Linked DNA regions of Homo sapiens: region 1 is linked to region 2. A link is a loop called in an ENCODE intact Hi-C map of the cell type or tissue named here. Cell type or tissue: right lobe of liver. All regions are shown on one strand.

What was found. A loop is a pair of places that touch in the nucleus more often than their neighbours do. Peaks named below come from ENCODE experiments on the same cell type or tissue, not always from the same donor. Only the 100,000 strongest peaks of a DNase experiment are listed, where the experiment ranks them.
Region 1: it touches region 2 in a loop (4-fold over the local background); 6 of 110 quality-filtered maps call a loop at or near these places.

What each region holds. Positions count from the first base shown.
Region 1 is chr3:2,761,576-2,769,575 of GRCh38, forward strand. The region is part of intron 6 of CNTN4 (contactin 4); the gene reads left to right. Among named protein-coding and RNA genes, the nearest start is that of CNTN4-AS1, 300 kb to the right of the region's middle. RefSeq lists an enhancer at 3,438-3,990. In right lobe of liver, a CTCF peak has its summit at 3,607 (motif pointing right); no DNase peak of the experiment used is centred here.
Region 2 is chr3:2,904,978-2,912,977 of GRCh38, forward strand. All of the region lies in intron 12 of CNTN4 (contactin 4), which reads left to right. Among named protein-coding and RNA genes, the nearest start is that of CNTN4-AS1, 150 kb to the right of the region's middle. In right lobe of liver, no CTCF peak of the experiment used is centred here; a DNase peak (open chromatin) is centred at 4,174.

The sequences.
Region 1 (8,000 bases), 140 kb before region 2:
CTATATGATAATTACAGGGTATAGTTTTGTCTGGCTCTCTCACTGGTCCACATACACCCTGAGAACTGAATTGGATCCATGTTTTTATATTTTACTTGGTATTAAACATTGGTACATAGTAGATGTTCAGAGGTTTCAAACACAGTTGGCAGTTGTTCTGTCTAGGATATTAGCTTCATTTTACTCTAACCAGCCATTTATCCTACATAAAATTCAAGGTCAGTAATCACCTGAGATTTCTAAGAAGGGATTATTATTAATTAATTACTGATGCTGTCAAGAACTTGTTAATTCTCCTCTATGTTTGAATAATCAAGTACCTTTGGGCAAATGTGCTGTAAAAACTTGAGTTATCCATACTCAGTATGGAGATTTCTTTTGTTTATTTTTCCTTCTTCCCATAAATATTTAATGAATACCAACTGGATAGCAAGCAATGCGTTGGACACAGGGAATGCATCAATGAACTAGACAGATATGAAGTCTACATCCAGTAGGGAAGACAGACATTGAACAAGTAACCTCAAGTGTGGTGAATGTTAGGAAGATTGAAGGTCTTGAAGGAACGAAGGGCAGAATAAGCAGTAGAAAAGCGGGAATGAAGAGCTGACCTAAAAGTAGTGTTTGTATATAAGGTAATTTTTCAACTTTTTAATTTCAGGAATACACGTGCAGGTTTGTTACATAGGTAAACTTGTGTCATGAGGGTTTGTTGTACAGATTATTTCATAGCCCAGATATTAAGCATAGTACCCATTAGTTATTTTCCTTGATCCTCTCCTTCCTCCTACCCTATGACCTCCGATAGGTCCCAGTATCTGTTGTTCCCTTCTATGTGTCGATGTGTTCTCATCATTTAGCTTCCACTTATAAGTAAGAACATGCAGTGTTTGATTTTCTGTTCCTGCGTTAGTTTGCTAAGGATAATGGCTCCATCCGTGTCTCTGCAAGGGACATGATCTCATTGTGTATGTACCACATTTTCTTTATCAGTCTATCATTGATGCGCTTTTAGGTTGATTCCGTGTCTTTGCTATTGTGAATAGTACTGCAGTGAACATACACATGTGTGTGTCTTTATAATAGAATGATTTATATTCCTTTGGGTATATACACAGTAATGGGAATGCTGGGTCGAATGACATTTCCATCTTTACATCTTTGAGGGATCGCCACACTGTCTTCCACAATGCTTGAATTAATTTACACTCCCAGCAATAGTATATAAGTCTTCATTTTTCTCTATAACCTTGCCAGCATCTGTTATTTTTTTACTTTTTAATATGGCCATTCTGACTGGTGTGAGGTGGTATCTCATTGTGGTTTTGATTTGCATTTTTCTAATGATCAGTGATGTCAAGCTTTTTTTTTTTTTTTTTTTTTTTAGACTGAGTCTCGCTGTGTCGCGCAGGCTGGAGTGCAGTGGCTCGATCTCAGCTCTCCACAAGCTCCGCCTCCCGGGTTCATGCCATTCTCCCGCCTCAGCCTCCCAAGTAGCTAGGACTACAGGCACGTGCCACCACGCCCAGCTAATTTTGTTTTTGTATTTTTAGTAGAGACGGGGTTTCACCATGTTAGCCAGGATGGTTTCGATCTCCTGACCTCGTGATCCGCCCACCTCGGCCTCCCAAAGTGCTGGGATTACAGGCGTAAGCCACCACACGCAGCTGATGTTGAGCTTTTTTATATGACTGTTGGCTGCATGTATGTCTTCATTTGAAAAGTGTCTATTCATGTCTTTTGCCCACTTTTTAAAGTGGTGGTTTTTTCTTGTAAATTTAAGTTCCTTATAGATGCTAGATATTAGACCTTAATCAGATACATAGTTTGCGAAGACTTTCTCCCATTCTGTGTGTTGTCTCTTTACTCTGTTGATAGTTTCTTTTGCTGTGCAGAAGATCTTCAGTTTAATTAAATCCCATTTGTCAATTTTTGCTTTAGTTGCAATTGCTTTTGTTGTCTTTGTAATGAAATCTTTGCCCGTGCCTATGTCCTGAATGGTATTGCCCAGGTGTTGTCTTCCAGAATTTTTATAGTTTTGGGTTTTATGTTTAAGTCTTTTATCCTTCAGTTAATTTTTGTGTATGGTATAAGAAAGGGGTCCACTTTCAATATTCTGCATATGGCTAGCCAGTTATCCCGGCACCATTTATTGAATAAGGAATCCTTTCCCCGTTGTTTGGTTTTGTCAGGTTTGTTGAAGGTGAGATCGTTGCAGGTGTGCAGTCTTATTTCTGGGTTCTCTATTCTGTTCCATTGGTCTGTGTGTCTGTTTTTGTACCAATACCATGCTGTTTTGGTTACTGTGTCCCTATAGTATAGTTTGAAGTTGGGTAGCATGATGCCTCCAGCTTTGTTATTTTGCTTAGGATTGCCTTGGCTATTCGGGCTTTTTTTTTTTGTTCCATATGAATTTTAAAATAGTATTTTAGATGTTTAAGGAGAGGTATAAAGTGGAGGGATACAAAAAAAAGAGCAAGACATTTCAAGTGAGGAGAAAACATAGACTGTAGCATTCATCCATTCAGATATTTTTCTGAGTGCCTACTCTGTGCTGGGCAGATAAACAAAGCCAGACCCAGTCCCTCATCTTAACTAGTTCATGTTCTAGTATGGAAGGAAAATGTTCATCAAGTAATCACACTAGAAATATGTGATCACCAATTGAGACAAATGCTAAGAAAATGGTAGTGGTTCTATAATGTTTGTGACAAAGGAAATTAACATAGAGAGCATTAAGAAAAACTTCACTAAGAAAATGATTGTAACTGAGATCTGAAGGATCAGTAAGGATTAAAAAGGAAATGTTTTCTAGACAGAAAATACAGAATGTACAAAGGTGCTGTGGTGGCATAGAGCATGGTATTTTCAAGGGATTCGAAGAAGACCTGCCTGTGTGGCTGGAGGGCACAGAGCAAGGCTGAATGCAGCAGAGCAGAAAGTGGTGGGAGGGAGGAAGAAAAGGGAAGAGAGTTTGTCCTGCATTTTAGCTCAAGATTTACTGAGGCCACTATGCTTAAGCGTGTCACTTTACTGACTTAAGATTAGGAAAATTCTCATATGGTCCCATTAAGCATGCTCAGTGTCTTGAAGTCTACATGGTATGCAAGACAGTAGCTTTCTGTAAGTCTAATCATCAGTTCACACATCGTCAACCATCCACCTGTAACAATAACAGGAGCTAACACTTCTCACTTGCTTTGCATGTACCAGCCATTAAATTAGGAATTCTCTTTTTTAATACTTACCTCAACACTAGACACCTGTACTCTTGATGTTCCCATTTTACGAAGGAGAGAACTCAGACATAAAAAAATTAAATAACTTGCCAAACTTCACACAGCTGGGAAGTTGAAGGGCTAGGGTATGATTCCAGGTAATTTGACTTCAGTACTTGAATTATTAATCACCACACTATACTGGCTTTCTGATATTTTTACTATGGTGAAAATGCATTTCCGTCAGAGGGAATAATTTGTTTGAGAAACTCAAAACTGAGTTTAGAATTTGATGGTAATAAAATACCCAGACTCAATTTCTAAATGCCGTACTGTCAACTAAACTCCACTTGCATCCATAGGTGAAAAGGTGAAGCCGTGTTTTGTTCTTTTGCCAGTAAGTGGCAGTGCTGAGTGTAGTACAAAGAGATAGAGGATAGGGTTTCAATATCACCACTCGTACTTGTCGTCACTGAGTTTCTGCACGGAGATGAAAGGATGAGATTGAAGATGCTAACGAAGTCAGGAAAAGCCCACTTAACCGACAGTGCTAGAGAATGGAGCTCAAGTAATGCTGATAGTGCTTTTTTTCCGGGTTAAGAAGACATTTCTCCTGGCTCCCCTTCCTAGAGTATGTCTCACATAGTTATTTTAAGAATTAGAAAACATATGTGAAGTACCTGGTCTGTAGTAAAAAGGGAAACTATTTGTTTTCCTGGGATTAGACAGCTAATCAAATACTGCTCTACTAGCCTGCTGTGTATTTTTAATTTTGCTTAATAATTTTAAATTATTAATCATCAATTAAATATGGGATAGCTATAATTAGATATTTTATATGCCTTAGAGTTTTTAATACCTGTGAATAGCTGCACATATAAGTTCCTCTGTCGTCTTTGTTTCTAGTTATAAAACAGGTGCCCTCAGAGAGCATCCTACAGATTGATAAAGCAAGTGCCACCTGGAGAAACCTAATTCCTTATTCAAGAAATCTTCATATGCCAAGAAATACATAGCAAGTAATAACCTAAAACTGATCAAAATAAATATTTAGTGACTGTTTCTTCAATGATGACACTGTACCCACACACACAGAAACTAACATTGTTGGTGCTGGAAAGGACAAATCACCAGCTTTGAAAATGTATCATGAACTTAGGGATTTGGGCAGTGGGAGAGGAACAGCCTTCCAGAATTTGATCAGCTGTCTATAGCATTTCCAAATGAATCCTACTTTATGATGGCCCTTGAGAAGGCATCCCTCATCACCACTCTTTCCAAATCAGAGTTAAAGCCCAGAGTCACAATAGGGCTTCCTTTGGGGGTTTGGTTCAAAATTTAAATATCACCTGTCTCTGCCACTCTGGTTAATGTGGCCTTCTTCAGTGACTGCCTCTCTCAATGCCCTGTGGATTTCCTTCACCTTTCTCCTGATCGCATCTATAATTTTATCTATAAGTCTACCTTTTGCTTTGTCAGTCCCACTAGAAACTCCACCAGTGCTTCACACACAGTGTTAGATACATTTTTTAGATAATCAGGCTAGTCCAAATGACCATCAGTTAGTGAGTGGATAAAGAACTGTGGTATACATATATATGATGGAATACCACTCAACCATAAAAAGAGAATGAGTTAGTGGCATTCGCAGCAACCTGGATGAGATTGGAGACGATTATTCTAAGTGAAGTCACTCAGGAATGGAAAACCAAACATCGTATATTTTCACTCATAAGTGGGAGCTAAGCTATGAGGACGCAAAGGCATAAGAATGATACAATGGAATTTTGGGACGCGGCGGGGAAAGGTGGGAAGAGGATGAGGGATAAAAGGCTACAAATTGGGTTCAGCGTATACTGCTTGGGTCATGGGTGCACCAAAATCTGACAGATCACCAGTAAAGAACTTACTCATGTAACCAAATACCCCCTGTTCCCCCAAATCCTATGGAAATAAAAAATTAAAAATTCAGGAGATGCAATAGTAGCAGAGCACAACGAAATAACAGAATTAAGGACACATTCGCCATATGTCTCTTTTATATTGAGAACACAGCAATATTAATGACCAGATGATGACCTTCAACCTAAACTGGAAGTTGTGTGACAAAGTCCATGTTGGTTTGGAAGCTAAAGGTGGAAAGTGAGATTAAATACTATAGGGCATGGAATGGTAGTGACCTGCAACTTGGAGCTGATGTAAGGACTTGATAAGTCAAAGCTCACTAGGATGCAATACTAGAAAAAATGGTCTTGGTGTATCACATGGATTAAGTGAGATTAAAAGTAGTTTTTTTATTAGATCTCAAAAAAAATATACCAGGCTAATAAGTCATTCCATGTAAAAGCGAGGGTGACAAAGAGAAGCTGGTAAGAAAGGCAACCTTGAAAGTCTTCACACTTTAGAGCTAAACATGCAAAATATATTCAGAGACAAGATGAATGTGCTTTCCTTTTGGAAGTGATATTGATCTGGGGAGAGGGGGAGGGTGATCTTCCAAAGACTTTATTTCTTTTGTTATCAAGTGATTGGTGTGAGTGCACCCTTTTGATCAGAGGTATGTAGACATGCTTGAGTAACAGCTCTCTCTCTCCTCTTATTGAACTGCTTTTTGTGATTGATTTTTAAAATAAACGAATTGTTTGCTTCAGCTAATCAGGGACTAGTTAGTGTATCCTGAAAAAGGAAGTTTATATAAGTGCTCTTTATTACCTTTACTGAGTGAGTGGGCTTTTTTGTTTTTGTTTTTGTTTTTGTTTTTTAAATTTTCAGTTAGTTGCCCCATTGACAGACAATAGAGATAACAGTGAGTCCATGGAATACCTCATGGTGGAAAATGCACAGCCGATTAGAAAAATGTTCTACTTGAGCGTACCAAACTAATCCCAAACAGTGAATTCTGATCCCCTTTCTGTCTCAGATTTTCTCTATGATCACGTCTTACGATAATAAGAAGCAAAGTCTCTAATGGAAGTTCATCAGTGGCAACAACTGTGGCTAACCTGACAACCCAGCACCTAGTACAGTGCTCACAGGCAGCTGGTGTTCAATAAAAGCTTCTTACATAGCTCACCTTCTCAGTATTTTTGTGTTTTTTTCCTTTAAGTGGTTAGAAGGCAGAATTTAAAATATTGTCACATAGCAGTGGGCGTGTAAGGTCATCTGCTGTTTGCCAACCAAATGGTGAGGCTAGAAAACATTTGCATATAAATGTTACATTTGGTTGAGGCTTTTAAATTACAGAAATGTAGGTAAAATGGTCAGAGTGGCAGTTAGAGATGAACAAATGTTTTACATCTGTGGAGCCTTCATATTTATTGCTTTGAGTGTCATTGCCATTTCCTGCTGGAAATTAAACATCACAAATGTATCCTTCATTTGACCAGGTGGCCTCGATGCTTCTGAAATGAATGGCGAATCCGGTAATATAAATTGTAATCACATCACAAGCATCTTCCTCTTAACCTTGGTAATGATGTGAAATAGTGCATTTTAAGCTTGTTTTGAAGGTTAAGCAGGAAATCTTATCTTGGATAATTAATATTTCAACAAAAATCAATGTGGCTACAGTTAGCAGGTAGGTAATCTGACTAATTGGCTCAATATTAAATTTGTTAACTACAAATTGTCTTTCAGCTGAAATTGTATTGGTAGAAACAAGGAAATTGGTGAAGTATTTACTAGATTTGTAGCACAGTCTTGTTCAGCTTGCTGTAGAGAGCTTGTGATTTAAACATGGTGGACCAATGGGAGCTCATTCTCCAGCCACCTCCACAGCAGTCCTGATGACTTCCCCTATCTACTTTATAATGGCACTTAGGCTGAGGCAGGAACATTTCCTCAGGAAATTGTCACCGTGTCCACAGAAAGTGGGTTGGTCCTCTGTGTCTACTGCTTCACTTTCTCCTTAATAATCCAAGCCAGCACTTTATGCCTTGAAAAAAATAACTAATAGTTAAGTTGTCTATATCGTTTTCCTTTTTAGAAAGTACTTTCAAATCTGTTTTATCTTTTAGTCTTTACAAAGGCCTGTGAGGTATGATTTATCATCATCACCATCCCCATCTTACACATGTAGAATGTGAAGCTCAGAAATAGGAAGTGACTTCCTCAAGTTCGTGATCCCATTAAGGGACAGATCCGAGGATCAAAACCCAGACTTTTGACTTCAAGTCTTGAAGTCTTTTCATTGTACCATATCTTCATTTAAAATGGGGTCCACCCTGAAGCCAAAGAAACACATCCTTACTAGTAGGTATCTGACATTTGTCTTATTTTGTGAAAAAGATATTTTGGGAGCACACCTTCAAATGCTGGTTCCCAAAACTTACCTATACTGAAATTTCCACCAGTCTACGCAAATATGCACTACATTATTAAAATAAGGTGGCCAGGCACGGTGGCTCACACGTGTAATCCCAGCACTTTGGGAGGCCGAGGCGGGCAGATCATGAGGTCAGGAGTTCAAGACCAGCCTGGCCAATATGGTGAAACCCCATCTCTACTAAAAATACAAAAACAATTAGTCGGGCGTGGTGGCGCACACCTGTAGTCCTAGCTATCCTGGTGGCTGAGGCAGAAGAATCACTTGAACCCGGGAGGCAGAGGTTGCCATGAGCCGAGATTGTGCCACTGCACTCCAGCCTGGGCAACAGAGTGAGACTCTGTCTCAAAAAAAAAAAAAACAGAAACAAAACAAAAGGCAGTGTTTAGTCAATTAAAGGACAGTTTTTCTGTTGATACTATCTTTCTGTAATTTTTCACGTTGAAAAGTTCTGTCTT
Region 2 (8,000 bases):
TGATTTATATCTAGAGTGCCTACCCATAGCTGAAAATAACAGAATATATGTGTATGCGTATGTGTACGCATAATGGCTTAAAACCACTCTGCACAGCCCTCCCCTCTCTCCCTCTAGTACTAGGATTCAAGGCCTGTTAGCTGGGAATCACTGTTCCAACTTTTACATTAAGGAGTTTATTTAAAAATCATTTCCAATTGGAACTGTCTAATTACAAATGAATTTTTGATCTGAGCTCTTAAGTTTCCCGACGCCAGCAAACTAGAAGTGTTAGTCTGTTTAAGCTGCTATAACAAAAATACTGCAAACATGGTGGCTTATAGACAACAAATGTTTATTTCTGATAGTTCTGGAAGCTGAAAGTTTGAGACCAGGGTGCCAGCATGGCCGGGTTCCGGTGAAGTCCCCCTTCTGGGTTGCAGACTGCCAACCTCTCACTGTGTTTGCACATGGCAGAAGGGGTGAGGGTCTCTTGGGCCTCTTTTATAAGGGCACTAATCCCATTCATAAGGTGCTTCACCCTTATGAAGGGCTTCACCTCATAGGGGCTTCACCTCTTAAAGGTCCTGCCTCTTAGTACCATCACCTTAGCGGTTAGGATTTCAACATAGGAATTTTGGAGGGACACAAACATTCAGACTATAGCAGTAGAGCAGTCAAGATAAAATGAAAATGCCTGAGAAATTATTTAACCATGTTTCACATAAGAACAATAAAGGCATGTCATCAAATTATTTAGGCCAAACAAGTTGTAAAAATGTAAGGCTTGCAGGAATTCAGGAAAGGGAATTTGGCTAGGGGGCTGGGCTGGAAAGCTAAGCCCTGAACAATTTAGATTTTGACAAACACAAAGAATAGTCCAGATCAGAATGAAATGGCTGGAACAAAGGCTCAAAATTATAAAATATCTGGGATAGTTTCCTGCACATAGAGAATCTTCAGTGCTTTTTAAAGCTGTTGACTCCTCAGTGGATGAATGGGCAAACAACATTTGGTATATGTGAACACAGTAGAATACTATGTAGCCATAAAGAAAAGGAGAAAATCCTGTCATTTGTGACAAAAGGGATGAACCTGGAGGACATCGTGCTGTGTGAAATAAGTCAGGCACAGAAAAATATCACATGATCTCACTCATAAGTAGAATCTGAAAAAGTTTATCTCAAAGAAATAGAGTAGAATGCTGGTTGTCAGGGTCGGGGGAATCGGCGGGGGAGGGTTGGGAAGATGTCGTTCAAAGAATACAACACTTCAGTTAGATGGGACAAATACATTCAAGCACTCTATTGTATAACACGATGATTATAGTTAATAACAAGATATCGTACTCTCAAAAAATGCTGAGGGAGCGGATGTTAAGTGTTTCACCACAAAAATGATAATTATATAAGGTAATTTATGTTAACTAGCTGGATTTAATCATTCTACAACGTATATAAATACTTCAAAACATGTTGTATGTAATAGATACAATTGTGTCTGTCAATCTAAAAAGTAAAATAATAAAAAAAATAAAAATTTTGATTCAAATACATAAAGCATATATCGGAAAATTTAAACTTGAAAAAGAAAGATGGTGGCCGGGCACGGTGGCTCACAGCTGTAATCCCAGCACTTTGGGAGGCCGAGGCAGGCGGATCACCTGAGGTTGGGAGATCGAGCCCAGCCTAGCCAAAATGGTGAAACCCCATATCTACTAAAAATATATATATATAAATTAGCCGAGCATGGTGGCGCATGCCTGTAATCCCAGCTACTCGGGAGGCTGAGGCAGGAGAATCACTTAGACCCGGGAGACAGAGGTTGCAGTGAGCCAAGATCGTGTCATTGCACTCCGGCCTGGGCAACAAGAGTGAAACTCCTTCTCAAAAAAAAAAAAAAAGAAAAAGAGAAAAGAAAAAGAAAGATGGAGAAGTCATTAAGGACCAATTTTGGAGATTCTTGAATGACAAGCTTGCAAGTTCCCTATTTAATATCCCATTTTCCCTTCCAAAAATTCCCAGTAATATATTTCAGGTAAATTGAAGGGCAGTTAAAGATTGAGTGTGTAAACCCGTAGAGTCTCTCTTAAGTGAATAAGGGAGAAGACATCTGCCTATTTAAAGATACATAGAAATTAATATTGGTTAACTTGGGTAAGACATAATATGATTGTTTTCCACAAGTCACTTTGTTCCTTATATAGCAGGAATAGTTTGGCTCTTTTGGATCAAATAACTAAATTGTCATTACCTATGCTAGAATCATGAGGATGCTGAATTGAACAAAGAAACAAAATGGAAACAAGATAATCTCTTGTTAAGATTATCTCTTGGCCGGGTGTAGTGGCTCACGCCTGTAATCCCAGCACTTTGGGAAGTCAAGGTGGGTGGATCACCTGAGGTCAGGAGTTCCAGAACAGCCTGGCCACCATGGCAAAACCCCATCTCTACTAAAAATACAAAAATCAGCTGGACATGGTGGTGCATGCTTGTCGTCCCAGCTATCTGGGAGGCTGAGGCAGGAGAATCACTTGAACCCGGGAGGCAAAGGTTGCAGTCAGCTAAGATTGCACCACTGCACTCCAGCCTGGGTGACAGAGTGAGACTGTCTCAAAAAAAAAAAAAAATTATCTCTTGATAATCTGTATAAGAAAGAAAAAATATATATGTTGGTTCCACCTATTGATTAAATATCAGGAACCTCCAATGCTATAGAGGAGATTCCTTTTAATGTTGGGTGATAGCCCTACGGTCATGAATAAGAGATGGTTAGGAAGCATATATTTAATAGGTTTTTCCCTTGGTTTTATTTTATGTGTTCTGTCTTGGTATTTAATGTGTATGTAACATGTCTATTTAATGGATTTAAACTGCTAAATAATTAATCTGTGTGCTGGGTGATTTACTCACTGGATGGGCAAACGCCATAGAGAGACTTTTATCTTGAGGTCAGTATATTGGTAGGCCTGGTTATGAGTACATCAAATGGAAGTGTCCTTGTCTGTGACTGAACTATGACAATTGGCAGTTTATTTTTTTCCCAAGGCAACTCCTCCTAGATCTTTTCTGCTGTCTTAGCCTGAGTCATGGATGAGATTCACTTGTGGGATATATCCCTGTGGACATCCCTGAGGTGCTGTACAACTCCCTGGGTGATAACCATCATTCCACTCCTCTCCCCCACTCATGAAGGTGTATTACAATTAGAGTAAATAGAGTCTTGTAATCATGGGGAAACTGAATCTTCTATACGTAACTTAAAAAGTAAAGATAACTAAGTTAGGTATTTTGTTGGTGAAAAAATAACTTTTCTAAAGTAATAGTTCTACCCATGTTTAGTATTTGTGTCCACTCAGATGATCATATTGGCGATGGGGACTGCTGATTAAATTGCCAAACTTGAAATCATTGGGTAAATATAGAGGATAGCTAAGGTCTCCAAAGCAAGTCTGAGGCAAGTATTCAGGTATCTGCAATTCACTGAAAGAGTGTTCTCCAGGAAAAACCTGTAAGGAAAAGCAGAATAAGGAAGAAGGAGGAACCAAACAAGGATGGGGTCTTAGGTAAAGTCTAGCCTAAGTCTAATCCAGAAGGGAGATTTCTGGAACATAAACTGTACCTCAGACCCATTTCCACCTTGAGATAATGAGGCTAGCTTTTTAAAAAATCTCCATGTTAATCACTTCCTAAGCTACCTCTTAAGTGGGGTTCCAGAAGTGGTGGGGGTCAAAAATCTTTGATTTTGCTTATATATGTGAGAATATTGTGAAAAAAGTTTTTTGATTTTACAGTGGGAGGAGCCATCCCTAAGGGTGAGTGGGTATCTGCCCAGTGGTCTTTTGAATATGACTTGACTTTTCCAGGACTGTATAATGGAGGAGAAGTAGCTTCTATCCTGAGGAAATTATGTCTAATGGTTCAGTATCCCGGGGGTTCTCCTGGCCTGTGTGGTGGAACACATCTGACCCTGGCAGGACACTCAAATACCATCAAGTAACTGATGGCCCAATTAAAGTGAGGTGCAACCTTGAGCGATTATCTGGTTAATTTGGCATCTACCCAGGTGATTGGCTCCCAAATTAGAAAAACATTAAGGCTAAACTAAAAGTTATTTCATAGGGACTTTCACAAGTGCTCATCTGCATCTGATTTCTCAACTGCCTCGTTGAGCCAGGTTACAAAATAATCAGATGTGCTGAGTGTGATCAGCATCGAATGAGAGGACACATGCCTTTCTTACCCAACTGCAGTCATCCAGGCAAGAGCTTTACTTAAGTTGTCATGAAGAGGGGAGCTGTGCACTTGGCTCTCAAAAGCAAATTTGGTGTCTTTATCAAGTTATTGATCATATACGTACCAGTAGTAGGAGGATGTCATTACTCATCTTACTGTGAAAACTGACAGAATTACACGTGAAAGCCTTTGCAAACCTAAAGGTGTTTATAACAATATAAGAAGGTTTGGGCTTTTTTTTTTTTCTCTTAGTATCCATACCAAACACTTAGAGATAGCCATGAAATCACCAGTAAATCCCAGTTCTGTGCTTCTCAATTTTTGCTGCAGATTACAATCATCTGGGGAACTCTTTACTATCCTGATGGCATACCATACTCGTTATCAACTAATTCAGTCTCTGATCCTAGGACCCAGGCATTTTTCCTTAAAGCTCCCCAGGTGTGATTCCGAAGAACAACAGAATTTGAGAACTATTGCTTTAATTGATCAGGTTTAAAAAGCCATTGAATTTTCCTAAAATATTGATTATCAGGCTTTATCGTGCATCACAGTAATCTAGAGGACATGTTAATACACAGATTGCTGAACTCTACCCTGAGAATTTCTGATATAGTAGCTCTAGAGTGGGGCCTGGGAATTTATATTTCTAACAAGTGATGTTGATGCTGATGCTGCTTATCCAAGACCACCGTTTGAGAACCACTATCCTAAAATAGGAAATCTGTCCTACACAGAGGGCTTTTGTTGTTGTTTTTAAAAATTGAACATAGTCTCCCTACCAAAACATCTGATTTTGGATCAAAAAGCACTCTGAATCCGAAGTACCCCTGTATGAGAGAAAGAGCAGGCATCAGAGATTCCAACCATGGCTGAAGGCCCCATTTCAACAAGAGAGTGAATAGGAATAAAGCACACAGAATGTCTTGACAGACTACCATGTGAGGCTTGAGCTAAAGTGCTGCATGGCATGACTCTGGTAGTTAAAGCCAACTGAGGGGAGACATTGAAAGCTGATAAATATTATGATAAATATTATGATCATCCCTTACATCAATTCCCCCAAAGAAATGCAGTGAGTCAGAGTTTAAAATATTACTCTAGAATGCAGCCTAAGGCATCACTGAGCATTAATACTTTATATACAATCCTATAACCAAAATATCTGAATCTTCTGTAAAACTGCTGTGAAGAGATGATCCATCTTGAAGTCCTTAGTCCTTTTCATAAAAATATTTCCAATAAATTTCTCATAAAATGTAGAACTTCTCTCTTAAAAGAAGAAAAGTTTGCATCTTCTAGTAAAGAGGCAAAGTTTTTCATCAGTCAGTAAGAAATATGTTATTTTTCTCTTTGCCCAGTCTGGGATTAATTTAACTCTATTGTATTAATTCTAGTGAGATTGTTTTCTACCCTTCCCCTGTTTGAATTGAGTCATATTGTAAATGTATTTACTACTTTATGTCTTTTACCATTATCTACCCCAAGTTCTTTGAATTTGTGAATGAATAAATAAATGAAGTAACTATTTTTCCCCCTCCACCACCTTCTGGCAAAATTGATTGCATTTGGGGAGCCTAATCTAAGGAGTATTAATTAGACTGACATTCAAGATTTGGTAGTGGGGGGTGATTCATCAAGATAGTCAAAAGGGAAGCCCCAGACCCTTTTTCCCCAATGGACCAGTTGCCATTGAAAGAAATAAAACCAGTTAAGAGATTTCTGCACTCCAGTCAAGTGTAAAGCCAATAGCATTAAAGCACTGTAGAAAAATTTATGGCACTCGCTTGCTGGAGCACCTCCCACTCCCCACAGCGTAGCACAGAGCTATCAGTAGAAAACTTCCAATTCCTAATTTCTTGCTGGGGAGGGAAAGAAAAGAGTGGAAGGTATATCCAGTGTTTTTACTTTTGAGGGGGAAGTACTACCTAAGGGAGTGGTTTCCGTTTTGCCTGAATCTAAGTGATGACAGAAACTGGGCTATGTGGGAGGCCCCCTGAGAACAAAGTCTTATCAACATGGCTTGGTCTGGTATCAGGCTGTACCACAGACACTAGGGGAGGTCCAGTACCAACAGAGGGAAATTTAATGCTTCCTGCAGCACTAGAAAGTCCACAGTACCTGATAAAGACACCAAGGGAAGCTCCTGAGTAGAAACCAACAAATCTTCAATTAGGGGATTACATACAAAAGCCCAGAGAAGATGCATCATCAGAAAAGGCTTGAGAGATTTGCGGAATCTCTAGCTGGACTGATTGCTCTCAGACTGCAAAGACTAGGAGAAGTGTCTGATTTTTTAAATGCCAGAATTCCAGCAGAAGATAATAAAGCACACAAAGAAACCAGAAGACATGGCCCAACCAAAGGAACAAATTATATCTACAGAAATCAACCCTAAAGAAACAGAGGTATATCAATTACCAAAGAATTCTAATTATTCTCATAAAGACGCTCAAGGAATTAAGAGACAGTACAGATAGATAACTAAAGGAAATCAGGTAAATGATGCATGAACAAAATGAGAGTATCAACGAGATAAAAGATGAAAATGAGCCCAAAGAAATTCTGGAGGTGAAGAATATAGTAAGTGAATTCAGAATATAGTACTCAATTTACTAGAGAGATTCAACAACAGGCTTGACCAGACAGAAAAAAATAATCAGCAATTCAAAGACAGAACATTAGAAATTATTGAGGCAGAGGAGCAAAACGGAAAAAATAAGAAAAGTGAAGAAAGCTGAAGGGTCTATGGGACATCATCAAGTGCAACAATATAAGTGTTATGTAATTTGCAGACAATAAAGAGAGAAAATGGCAGAGAGCCTATCTGAAGAAAAAATGGCTGAAAACTTCCTGAGTCTGAGCAAGGAAATGGATTCACAAATTTTAGAAGCTCAAGAACTGCAGCTAGGATGAATCCAAAGAGATCTACACTGAGACACATTATAATCAAAGTGTCAAAAGTCAGAGACCAAAAGAAAATCCTGAAAGCAGCAAGAGAAAAGCAACCCATCACAAACAAGTGTGCATCTGTAAGATTATCAACAGATTTTTCAGCAGGAACTGCATGCTAGAAGGGAGAGAGATGATCTACTCAAAGTGCTGAAAGAAGGAGCTGCCAATCAAGAATACTATATCCGGTAAAACTGTCCTTCCAAAATGAGGGAGAAGTGGAGACTTTCCCAGATAAACAAAAGCTGAATGAGTTTATCACCACTAGGTTTACCCTGCAAGAAATGCTGAAGGGAGTCCTTCAAGTTGAAATGAAAGGATGATAAACAACACAAAACTATATGAAAATTTAAAACTCCTAGATAAAGGTAAACATACAGACAAATATAAAATCCTGTAATATTGTAGGTACAAAAATCACTTTTATAAAAATCTGGTATAGAATGTTTTAAAAAGTATAAAAGGTAACTATAAATCTATGTTAATAACTGTACAGTATAAAAGGAGGTAATTTGTGTCATCAGTAACAAAGTGGGGCAGCAGGATGTAAATAGTTTTTATACATGATTGAAGTTAAATTGTTGCCAGCTTGAATAGATTATTATAACTTTAAGATGTGCTATATAATTACAGTGGTAACCACAAAGATAATATCTATATAATATACAAGAAGAGAAATGAGCAGTGAATGAAAACATATCATTTTTAAAAATAAAGGAAACACAAGGCTGGGTGCAGTGGCTCACGCCCGTAATCCCAGCACTTTGGGAGGCTGAGACAGGCACATCACTTGAGGCCAGGAGTTTGAGACCAGCCTGGCCAACATGGTGAAAC